Regions from separate parts of the Homo sapiens genome. Here region 1 is linked to region 2. Evidence: read pairs that join two places in POLR2A ChIA-PET (ENCODE). Cell type or tissue: K562. All regions are shown on one strand. Each heading gives the region's core, and the rest is flanking DNA. Links, peaks and the distances in the headings are about the cores only. Region 1 overlaps LOC107984195 (a long non-coding RNA gene). Region 2 overlaps LOC105376375 (a long non-coding RNA gene).

The links. ChIA-PET counts read pairs that join two places held together with the same protein. Peaks named below come from ENCODE experiments on the same cell type or tissue, not always from the same donor. Only the 100,000 strongest peaks of a DNase experiment are listed, where the experiment ranks them.
Region 1: POLR2A ChIA-PET joins it to region 2 with 6 read pairs; 2 of 35 experiments call an interaction of 5 or more read pairs at or near these places.

The regions. Positions count from the first base shown.
Region 1 is chr10:4,029,616-4,032,542 of GRCh38, reverse strand. LOC107984195 (a long non-coding RNA gene) reads right to left here. Exons shown (of 10, transcript NR_176060.1): 2 at 840-1,017. Among named protein-coding and RNA genes, the nearest start is that of MIR6078, 40 kb to the right of the region's middle. In K562, for the core only: no CTCF peak of the experiment used is centred there; no DNase peak of the experiment used is centred there; H3K27me3 peaks cover 122 bases.
Region 2 is chr10:4,707,189-4,710,115 of GRCh38, reverse strand. All of the region lies in intron 2 of LOC105376375 (a long non-coding RNA gene), which reads left to right. All of the region lies in intron 2 of LOC107984197 (a long non-coding RNA gene), which reads right to left. Among named protein-coding and RNA genes, the nearest start is that of MANCR, 31 kb to the right of the region's middle. In K562, for the core only: a CTCF peak has its summit at 1,520 (motif pointing left); a DNase peak (open chromatin) is centred at 1,555.

The DNA of each region.
Region 1 (2,927 bases), core at 92-2,591, 680 kb after region 2:
AGAATTGCTTGAACCCAGGATGTGGAGGCTGTAGTGAGCAGAGATCCAGCCTGGGTGACAGAGTGAGATTCCGTCCCAAAAAAAGGTCCTTTTAGGAGTCCAGAGATGTTGGCAGCTATGAACCAATGTAGTTTTACAGAAAATCCAACCCAGAAGTCAAAATCTGAGTAATCAGCAGTTCATTCCTGTTGGCATCTGATTGTCCCTATAGTCAGTGCCTCTCTTGACCCATTCCTTTCCTAACCCTTACATGATCTGGTTTGAGTTATATGCAACCAAAGAGACTTGACTAGCACACCTTCTGCTGGCTCACTCTCAGCCTAATACCACCACTACTAAAACTCATAACACTCTGTTTCAACACAGAAATAGAAATACTTACAAAAATATGTTGCTTTGACTACCTCCATCTCTATGCATTAGAATGCATAATATGAAACTCTATATGATAAAGTATATAAAATGTCCAAGTGACATTTCATTCCAACACAGAGCTGTCTTTTGGTCCTGATTTCGAACGCACAGTGCCAGCCAGGATGCAAACTTTGACCCCTGGGGTACTCCTCAGCACTGCCTCTTCTCACTGTCCTGATTTGAACACTTGGCTGGCTGGAAACCCTCTTAAACAATGGATAAATGAGATTCCCCAAACATGTTTAGCTCAGCTTCCTAAGAGTGTAGAAATATGATTCTCTAATACTGGACATCAGATTCAAAACACAAACCAGTGAGAATAGAATCTCCTTATGGATCCCTGTTAATTAAATCTACCAGTTTCCTGGTAGGAAAAGTCTTATGGAGCACAATTTTAGCAATTTACCTGAAATTTAGCAATTTACCTGAAGTCTCCAAGGTGGGGAAAAAGACGTGGCAATGGCCTGACTTAAAACAGGTAGCAATCTCCCAACACGCTGAAAATCCCTCCAGCTTGATTTTCTGGCCTCCTGAAAATCCTCTCTCAGATACACTGTGCAGTCCTCCAGATGAAGCAGGAATTCAGCTTGTTAACATATAAATCTTTGTGTACAAAGATGATTGGAACTAAATAATTATTTTACCCTGAAGATATAAAGGTATTACAAAAAGCAGATATTTTTCTTTATGTAGGGGTTAGAGAAAGTGAAAAAAACTAAAAGCATTCAATATTCTGTCTGACATATTAAAATGTGGATGCTTAAATTAATATGGGGTAAAAAGTAAAAGACATATGTATGTGTATATATATACGTATATATATATACGTATATATACGTATATATATATACGTATATATATATACGTATATATATACGTATATATATATACGTATATATATACACACACACACACACACACATGCACACACACACATATATTTTTTGAGACAGAGTTTCGCTCTTGCTCAGGATGCAGTGCGATGGCGCTGTCTTGGCTCACTGCAACCTCTGCCTCCCGGCTTCATGCTATTCTCCTGCCTCAGCCTCCTGAGTAGCTGGGATTACAGGCGCCCACCACCATGCTCAGCTAATTTTTGTATTTTTAGTAGAGACAGGGTTTCACCATGTTGGCCAGGCTGGCCTTGAACTCCTGAGCTCAGGTGATCTGCCTGCCTCTGCCTCCCAAAGTGCTTGGATTATAGGTGTGAGCCGCGGTGCCTGGCCAAGAGACAAAAATATTAAGGAAATAATTTACCTTTGAAAATATATCCTGACATCGGTTTTTTCCTTTATTTTTCTAAAGAGATCAACAATGACACAGGAAACTGCTTTGACATAATCAACAAACTAGAAATTGATGTCAGTGGTATCCTTTTTAAAATGACTAACTTACTTTCAGTGATTTTAAAATTGTTTTCTTCTATATTTATCATAGACTATTATTCCTAGTGCCTGCCTAGTCCCTATTACTAGAATTTAATCAGCAAGCTTTCCTCCAAATTAGGCAGTATATCCCATTCATTTCCAATAGATACATAAAATCAAAATGGGTCAAATTGTGCAGCTTATTGCTTAGTTTATAATAAATATTTCTATCTGTAGGCAGCAATCATGATTTAGAAACAGAGGCACATAGTACGTAACAGCAAATAACTAAAATAAACTAAATAACCCTTCAGTTCATTTCTTGGAATAAAAGTTTAACTTGAGATCTCCTCGTGTGTAATATCAATTGCTTGAAAATGAAGAGAAGAATATTTTTACAAAGAATAACTTACGGTTTTAAATAAGGTATTGTTTCTATTAAAGTGGACTTAATTTAAAGTTATAAAAATTAATTCAAAAATATTTTTTCCTCTTAAGAAGGAATCTTCCTATTGCATCACTCTATCAACAAATGGAAGAAATAAACTAAAATAAATATGGATTCCACAGTGTTTACATGCAACTTAAACACAGCATATCATTGTCTGGTAAAATATTTGTAGTGCCGATCAGAGTACAGACTTGAGGATGCTACTTGAAATAAACAAACGCTTATCTAAATCTCGGAGGCCTGCAAAATTAAGTTTGGGATTTCCCAGCAGCGGGGAGCAGGCTTCCTACAAGCGTCTGGACTTGGATCTGCACTTGGGACCATGAATCTCTGGAGCCTGGCCTACTGGACGCAGATGTCACCAACGCCATTCTGCCTTCCTCACCGTCATCAGAGGCTGCTGAGCAGTAGTGCCCTGCTTTGCACCTTCAGAGATCAGCAAATAAGGTTTATTGTGCAGGACACAAGCTTCAGCTGGTGTTTATCGGTCGCACTAAGCCGCGTGAGATGTTCTCAGTTCCTATTGCTCCTTCTGCAGTAACTATTGATGTGCAATTTCTAAAGCTCATCTTCAAAGTACACGGCATGGAGTCTGAGATCCTTCAAACAACTTCTCCCTTTCGCATTCCTCACGCCACTATTTCTAGCAGGCAGTTACGTCTAGTCTCTGAGGTGGACATGTAAAGGCTCAAGGT
Region 2 (2,927 bases), core at 321-2,820:
GAGTTTTGGCCTCAACTTGAGTGCATTGTGCCACATCCTTTGCTGTTAAGTTAAAATGCACCTTTGGTCAAATCATTTCCTTTGTCTACCCCCTGCTGTCATAGTTTCAGTGCTCATGTCTATGTCGATAAATTGTGAACTGCTAGATCTGATTTCTCAGTCTATTTTTATAATCTATTTTCTTTGGATATTTCAATTTGGATATTTCAACCTTTTAAGTTCCAGTGAGCAAGAGTAGACCAAAATTCATATTTGCATTCAACATTTGGGGACTAGGTTTTTTTTTTTATTACCACAATAAATATATGCAGAGTGATTTCTATGCGCGATAAGATTATAAGAGACTGATTGAATGGGTGAACTTTCCTTTGCTTCCTCAGTTTCCCAAGGCAGTGTGAGGGAAGTTTGGTGATCCATGCAGCTGGTGCCTGTGTCAGGTAGGAGGGTCCCAGGGATGGTGGGGGCACCGACTGCCTTTCCCTCCACCAGGAGGCTAGGGGGTGTCATAGTCCACTTAGTGTTGCTATAATGGAACACCTGATAGTGAGCCATTTATAAATAAGAGAAGTTCATTTAGCTCACAGTTTTGTAGCCTGGGAAGTTCAAGAGCATGGCCCTGGCTTCTGACAAGGGCTTTCACACTGTGTCATAACCTGGAGAAGGCCAAGGGGAAGCTGACACGTTCAAACAGAGGACTGAACAAGTGAAGGAGGCTCACTTTGTAACAACCCACTGTCACGGGAATCCAGTCTCAAAAGAGCAAGAACTCACTATTGCAGGAAGGACACCAAGCCATTCATGAGCGATCCAAACCCACGACCCAAACACCTCCCACTAGTCCCCACCTCCAGCACCACCACATTCACATTGGGAATCACATTTCAACATGGAATTTGACAGGGGACAAACTCAACTATAGCAAGGAGACTTTGCAGAAGTCAAGCCTCTGCCTGGAGTTACAGATGGACCCTCTACATTCTACTGCTTACAGGATCTGAGGTCCTATAGCACACTGTACTTGGCCTGCCATGTCCTGCAGAGAAAGAGCATTATACTCAGAAATGAAGGTGTTGTCATTTCCTCAAATCCTACCTCTCCTCACTGTAATCAGTGGACCCTCCATTACCATCAAACTGTAGCCATAGTGAATTGGGGGTGTTGCTGGTTAACCTTCCCTGTTTATACCTCATCAAATCTGGCCACTTCATGAAAGTCTGTTCTCAATCACATTTCTTAAATGTACCCTTTATTATTTCAGCACATATCTGCACAATCAGTAATTTTTATGAAAAATCAGAAACTTCTATTGAAATTAGGTGGTCCTGTTCTTAATCTCCCTTCCAGTTTTTGGTGCATCCATTCTTTCAGTATCACCTTTAACCCATTAGTTGTTGACTAATCATTTGCAGTGTTTCTGCAGTTGTGTCTACAAGACTCAAACTGACCCCTTGTCCTGGTCCCAGTGTTCTTCCAATTCCCACCACTCATCTTTGACATGAATGTCGTCACCATCACAGTCGCCCCCTAGCGTCCCAGTAACAGCCTGCACTGTGGATGGCTGCTGCTGGTTCCCGGGAGCACACCTTTCTCTAGATGACTTCCTTCCTGACTCCCCGGTCCAGATGGCTCTGTCAACTTGATCTATTTTTCAGGAAATGTTATTTGATTCTTCCATCAATCTCTGGAGCACAGTGACCCTGCCTTTGTTTTACCTGCCTTGGCAAGGGGCACAGAGCAGGAAATACTATATAATTCCCTTACAATTCCAAGTAGGGCTTCTGACACAGGTAAAATTTGAGGCATAGTGCCAAAACCATTTCTAAGCAGGTTGGTGCTCAGGGTGGGATACTACCCTGCTGTGAAGTGAAGGCACAGCAGGGAAGCAGGTGTGTCGGAGGCCCATTTCTTGGTATTGTGGCTGGAGAAACCTGTCTGTGACCTTGGGCATTTGTCTCCAAGTCTATTGGGGTTTGAGACTACAGTGGGACAATCAAGACCAGACCTGACACAGGAGTAAAATCTGAAAGTCCTCCCAGTCCTGATCAAGAGTGAGGAAAAATGAGACGGCTGAGCCCACAGAGGCAGGGACTCAGGAGCTGATGTTCAGGGGGGCTCTTTAAAAGTTGCATTTTGTAAACATTGTTAACGTGCTTGCTCAATTATTAGAAGACAGTAAGCATTTGGTAAACATTGTTAACGTGCTTGCTCAATTATGAGAAGACAGTGAAATCAACATAATACAAACTGAGGCCATTTACGCGGCTAAACTTTTTTGCACGTGGCCGTTTTAATTGCTCCTGTCTTTCTAAAGCAAGAGGAAATCCCATTCATTAATTTCTGTCAATCAACAAGAAAAGGATGACATTTTTTAGCCATGTAGCAATATTTTATTGAGGAAAAATCTACCCCTTTTTGGCTCTTACTGTAATAAGTATTCACCCATTTGATCATTAAGAAATAGATTCTAAGTTCCAAGGACACAACTCTTTCAAGTCAAAGGCATTATGTCATTATTTAAATTGTAATACATGTCAGCTTTGGGTCAGAACATGTGTTTCTTACCAGTTGCCTCATGTGTCGTACAAGCCCTATTTGGGAATTGCTTTCAGGGCTTTTTCTTCAGTCAGAGGGGCAAAGGCTGTAACTCAAGGAAGAAGGTGAATTTTGTCACTAATTACTGTCATTGTTCAGAAGGCAATAAACACTTTCCTTGAACAAGGTAATAGGTGAATCCTGCTTCCTGCTCCAACCACCAGCAGAAGGGTTTCTCCCCCACCTCTGGGATCAGCTAGGATAGTGTCAGTAGTTTGCTTTTGTTTGCTTATGTATGATGTACACGTTTGTATTATTTTCTTTAGAGAACTAAGTATATCAGAAGGCAACAGCCCATAATATAAGTTAAAATTGCATGCTGCATGGCTCTACAG